Regions from separate parts of the Mus musculus genome. Here region 1 is linked to region 2. A link is a contact called in ENCODE Hi-C or POLR2A ChIA-PET data. All regions are on one chromosome and are shown on one strand. The core of a region is the stretch at or near the end of the contact, and the rest is flanking DNA. Distances in the headings are between cores, read along the strand shown. Region 1 overlaps Adam23 (a disintegrin and metallopeptidase domain 23). Region 2 holds the start of Adam23 (a disintegrin and metallopeptidase domain 23).

Evidence for each region. Hi-C counts contacts between places; a loop is a spot of excess contacts on that map. ChIA-PET counts read pairs that join two places held with the same protein, here RNA polymerase II (POLR2A).
Region 1: a map of left cerebral cortex shows a loop between it and region 2 (2.8-fold over the local background). The contact joins the enhancer-like site here to the promoter of Adam23 in region 2. A Hi-C loop is called at or near these places in 1 of 37 maps with a recorded cell type or tissue (left cerebral cortex). POLR2A ChIA-PET finds 5 or more read pairs at or near these places in 1 of 5 experiments (embryonic stem cell).

The regions. Positions count from the first base shown.
Region 1 is chr1:63,477,772-63,480,605 of GRCm38, forward strand. The region is part of intron 3 of Adam23 (a disintegrin and metallopeptidase domain 23); the gene reads left to right. Among named protein-coding and RNA genes, the nearest start is that of Adam23, 33 kb to the left of the region's middle. Within about 2 kb of position 1,343, at least 1 of the 3 ENCODE cell types and tissues checked has a DNase peak (open chromatin) inside an H3K27ac peak, as active enhancers do; it is left cerebral cortex, where a contact is called at or near this core.
Region 2 is chr1:63,444,324-63,447,193 of GRCm38, forward strand. It overlaps Adam23 (a disintegrin and metallopeptidase domain 23), which reads left to right and starts at 1,568. Exons shown (of 26, transcript NM_011780.3): 1 at 1,568-2,089. The coding sequence starts at 1,888.

The DNA of each region.
Region 1 (2,834 bases), core at 93-2,592, 33 kb after region 2:
TCCTCCAAGGAGGCGGGCACAGGAAAACACTATTTCTAAGGTGCATCAAAACAGTGTCTCTGCTGAAGCAACTGATTTTTTTCTCGTACATTATTTGGCAAAGAATACTTGAAGAAGAGAGGGAAGACTAAATAGTAGGTGCATCTTTATTTTACTTCCCTGAAATAAGACATTTAAGATGTTCCCAAATAGAGAACTTATATATTATGATTCTTAATAACTTCTTACTGAGTTGTTGATTTCAGACTTTTGTACATATATAAGGAATATTCTGATTACTGTAACCTCACCTTTTCTAATCTCTTCCCCACCTCAAATAACCACCCCATCCTATTCCCCTTCAAGTCTCCTTTCCACATTCATATCTTATTTTCTTTTTTTGAGACCCACTGAGTTTAACCAGAATTGGATCTGTGACCATGGAGTTTGAAACGATCCACTGGAGTCTGATGGGCATATCAGTTGGTGCATACCATAGACAATCACCACCTCTCCCTCAGAATCCATCAATAGCCAATAGTTCAGTAAGGAGGGGTGGGCCCTGTGAGCCCCTCTCTGATCTATGATTGACTCTTGAGGGGCCTAGTCTTGCCATATTGTAATTTTAAAAAGAATAAATATTTGAAGTAATGCTAGTTAATTAAGTGCTAACTGTAGTAATTACTATATAAGAAGCATAACAGATTACTGATTGAAGCATAATTAGACTTAAGTCTAGAGATTTATTCCATTTTACTTTTTATAATGCAACACATATGACTTCTGTAGGAAGAAGAAAGCAAGCAATGATTCATGTGTATCTAGTTTGAGAAGGTTCTTTGCTTCATAATTCCACATTGATGTAGATTCTTTGAAACTCTGTACTGATGAAAATTTATCCCACTGTCTCTATGCCTGTGTTTATGTTGATATTTAAATGCTTTTTCCTAAGTTGGGACAATCTATACAGGTGTTCCCGTGCAAAGTGTGAACAAACGCTCTTGTCTTTGGTGAAGGTGGTTTCCCATATGAGTCTCTTTACACTAGGTAGGATTTTTCAGCTCTCATCAATAATTTAAACAGGACTACATTTTATAAGAAATAATTACTTAATGCTACCAGACACTGTAATGCAGGTGACCACAGCCAACATCTGAGGAATCGCAGAAGACTATTAAATTTCTTGTATGCCAAATTCTGTCAGCTCTGCAGAAAAAAGTTGCGGAGTAAGCTTGGGTGCTCCTTACTCAAGTGTTATTGCAGCTTTAAGTCAGAATGAATCAGCAGAACTCAGAATTTCTGTGTTAAAGATATTGCAGGTTTTCTCCTTTGGTTGAGTTCCAGTTCACCATGCTATGTCAGCAGTGTGCCTGCATAAGAGATTGTCTTGCCAAGTCGTCGGCTATGCTGAGTACCAGGATGAGGCTAATTTTAGTTTGTCTCAGTCCTTTCCATATCTGATGCTGCCTGAAGAGGAGGTTGCAGTCAGTACTGCAGTGGACTTTGGAGGGCAGCTCTGCTTACATTGCACCACCACGGCTGCATCAAATGCTGTGTATTCTGAATAGTAAAATAGCATGACCGCAGCAGAACTTCCCAGTCAAAGAAGCGATGTCTGAGAAAGGGTCTGATGGGATGCCCAGGGTATTTAGAGTTACAGAGGCAGACCAGGAATTACCTAACATTTAACATGCAGAAGAATCAGATTGAATACCTATTATGAATATCCTTGCTTGAGGGATTGAGTCTAGCTGGGGATGGTTGATAGAGAGATAAAAATAACTTTAGAAGAGTGTGGGGTGTCTTGTGCTAAAGGTTAATGTGGAATGCTATAGTAGTGTGACCAAGACAGTCAGGACAGTCAGTGAAGAAAGGCTACTTATCTGTAGCCAAGGACAGCATGGGGAATAGGTTAATTGCTCAACAGGCACTGTCTCTTTGCACACAGAAGGCTAGGATTTCATTGGAAGACACTGCATATTCATGCTGGTAGGCGTTGTCTCATAGACTCTCTCACATTCATGAGCATGTTCAGTAGGAGTCGTTGAATAAGCTTTCTCATGAATCACATGTTTAAAAATGTTGGTTGGCTGCCTGGCAATGGTGGCACATACCTTTAATCCCAGCACTTGGGAGGCAGAGGCAGGCGGATTTCTGAGTTCGAGGCTAATCTGGTCTACAAAGTGAGTTCCAGGACAGCCAGGGCTATACAGAGAAACCCTGTCTCAAAAAAAAAAAAAAAAAAAAAAAACCAAACCAAACCAAACCAAAAAAAATGGTGGGTGGCTGTAGCCAGAGAATGTCAATCCTCATATACAGAATTTAGCATTATAATTAACAAAGTTTATACTTTGGGTACCTGGAGTAAAAGTCAGCAGTTTTTCTTGGTTTAAAATGGTGCCTGATGTGATCACAATAACAAAACAACTTAAAAGGATGCCAGGAGGCATTTAAAGGGACAGCATCTTATCTCACATGCACCTCAAAATTCCACTTTTATGGCTAACTGACACACCAAGGAGAGGCAGCTCTTCAGGCAGGAGGAATATGAAAATACATGTTAGAAGGGGTAATGTTGGAGACCTACCTTGTAAGACATGCGGATCATGTCTTACATCAGCAAGGCAAATATTGAGAAATGGGGTAGGGGTGTGGGGGTGGGGATGGAGGAGATGGAGAAGTACATCCAGGCATTGAAAGGTCAAGAGAGACAGTAAGATGGATTACCTTTTTGGGTAAGATGTTTATTAGAGGAATCAATACCACAGATAAACAGATGGGTATGGTGGAGCTCTGAAGAGAGTTGAGACTCACAAGGCTAAGCAGGGGTCCCTTCTTATATGTTTCAGAGAGTG
Region 2 (2,870 bases), core at 318-2,817:
CAGCACCTGTTTTTGCCATGTTTTGATAGGGAAAAATGATTTGCATATGGAGAGCCAAGGATAGCAAGTAGGAAAGTCACTAACCTCATGCACTACGAGGTCTCCGTACCCCCTTTTCAGGATGTATATTATAGACAATCTCCTGGCTTACTCATTGGCCATGTATTATCCAAGAGATTTCCCTGGTCCTTAGATAGCATGTTAGGACCTAGCGTTACAATGTGAATGAAAACTGTTGCTGCTCGCATAGAGAGTGTGTGTGTGTGTGTGTGCATGCGAACGAACATTGGTTAATTAATTAAATCCATGTGTCCAATAAATACTCATGCTCAAATGTGGAAAGAAGAGATTAAAATTAATATCTGACACCTCAACCGCTCTGCAGTGTGAGATCTGCATGCAGGCCTGTCATCTTTGTCTGTCTCCAGAAGTTCGTTCCGTGAAGCTCGGGTACAGAAGGTGGCTAACAGCCTTGACTGTTATTTTAATCACACACTTCTAGAACCTTCCCAGCCCTTTCCAAGTAGATATCCTTAGCTCTATTTTAAATATCAATAATGGAGTTAGACACCATTGTTATTACTCAGACCAGTCTTGGGAGAGTGGATAAGTTACTGTTGGTGTTACCAGAGTCCAGTGATAGAAATGGGCCTCAAATTTTAATTAGGAACCACCAGAATTAGTAGCGGCTGCTAACCCACCCAAACCAGGGAACTGACAGCACTGAGCGAAAATACCCCCTTTCTCTGCACAAGATACGACTGGATCTCAAAAATAGAAGTGTGTTCTCAGAAATGCCTGCGCACCCCCAAGGCTGGTTGACAAACGATAGATTTCCTAAGATAGCTGCACGGTTGCTTTCTAATCTCTGTATTTCTTCTATTCCAGAATATGGCCCGTCACACTTTCTGAATTTAGCTCTCTTCAAAGCCCTATGGGCACGAGGAGGGAGGACCCACGACCCTGCAAGGGGATCCCAGTGGCTCAGTGCCCACAGACGCCAGCCTGCGGATGCACCACAGTGCTTCCCACTGTCATCCCACTCGCTGCTATGAGGAGCACAGCTATTTTTACCTCCCTGGCTGCAGCCCTTTATTTGAAGGAAGGAAATAAATAAAGGTTTGAGAAGGAAAATGCATAGTCTCAGTTTTCCTTGCGCTGGAGAGTTGGTATAGGAGTGGGTGTTGAGGATGGGTCGCTTTTCTTGGCAAGTTGTTGCCAGATCAGGCTTGCCCCAGGCCTGGAAACCCTTGCACTTTCCTCTTGGGGTCATCCCTGACTGCAAACTTCTTTCTCCCCTACCTCTGGTCTTTGGAGGTGCCACCAACTATTTTGATGCTGCCTGGGATGCTGCATCACTCTGCCCCCCCCCCCCCCCAGGGCTCCCACAGTCGAGCATGCGCAGCGCGGCCCATGCAGGCTACAGCATCAGCATCTGCAAGAGCATCAGCATCCGCACCCGAAACCCCGTTCGGGCGCGCTCCCGGAGGGTGGGGTGCAGTACCGCGCTGCGCGTCCCCGAGTCTCGCGCCCGCGCCGCGCGTGCCCGTGCCGCTCGCTCCTGCGCGCGCCTCCTCAGCATCCTTAGGCCCGGCAGCAACCCCCGCAGTCACTGGTGCGGCCGCGCCCGCCACTGGGAGGGTGCAGCCACTGGAGGAGGCTCCAAGTTGGTGGAGCGGCGGGGACCCCTCTCTGCGGGCCGCTCCCGGAAAGGCGGAAAGAGCAGAGGACGGCGCGCCGCCGTCCCCGAGACCCCAGCCCCTGACCCCTGCCCGCGGCCGCAGCATGCGCGCCCAGCCGGCGTGACCGGCTCCGCCCGCAGCCGCCCCGCAGCCCAGCCCGGCTCTCTCGCGGGTCACTCGGACCGGCGCCCGGGAGCGATGAGCCATGAAGCCGCCCGGCAGCATCTCCCGGCGGCCGACCCTGACGGGTTGCAGCCTTCCCGGCGCCTCCTGCGGCCCCGGCCGCTGCCCCGCCGGCCCGGTGCCGGCCCGCGCGCCGCCCTGCCGCCTGCTCCTCGTCCTTCTCCTGCTACCTGCGCTCGCCACCTCATCCCGGCCCCGTGCCCGGGGGGCCGCTGCGCCCAGCGGTGGGTATGGCCGGTGCCCTTTGCGTTGCCTTCCCCGCGGGGCCCTGGGGAGGAGAGAGAAGGGCACGCAGGTGCGTGTAACCCGGACGAGTGGGTCCCCAGCCTGGCCTTCGAGCGCCTCCCTGTCCACCTCTCCACCCTTGTCCGTCCCAAGCCCAGGTTCATGCTGGTTCACTTTTGGAAGTCCGTTTCTGTTGCATTCACTAAAGACCCATTCCAGTGACTGTGGGTTCCACCCAGAGGTATTTGGTGGCTCCTGAGTCCTTTAGCGCTCTCTATGTAACTTCCAGTGACAGGAAGATGCAGTGAGCTAGCAAGTTGCTTTTTGCCTTGGGGAACCTTCATATGAATGCGGAGGGGTGGGGGGCATGCAATAATAGTGACAAATGCTTGATCCCTCAAATTCCCCACCAGGTTTAGTCCCTACTGTTGGAATTAAGGTGAGAGAGGCATAATTTGGGGACCAGAGAATGAAAGTCTCCAAGACACTCTTTGCGCATGACCTTTGGCTGTGTTTTCCCAAAATGCTTGTCATAATGAGCAATCAGAATAATACAATGTTGAGCACACTGGTGATTGGAAGTCACTGAAAGCAGAAAGCTGGCCTTGGCAGTAAAAAAGAAAGAATTTGGAAAGTTGCCAGCAACTATAGCCCTTTATGGCAAAACAGTTTTTTTTCTCATCTCAAAGTTAGAAAGAAATAGAAATCATTCATATATGTATGTATATATGTGTGTGTGTATATACATATATATATACACACACACACATATATATATTT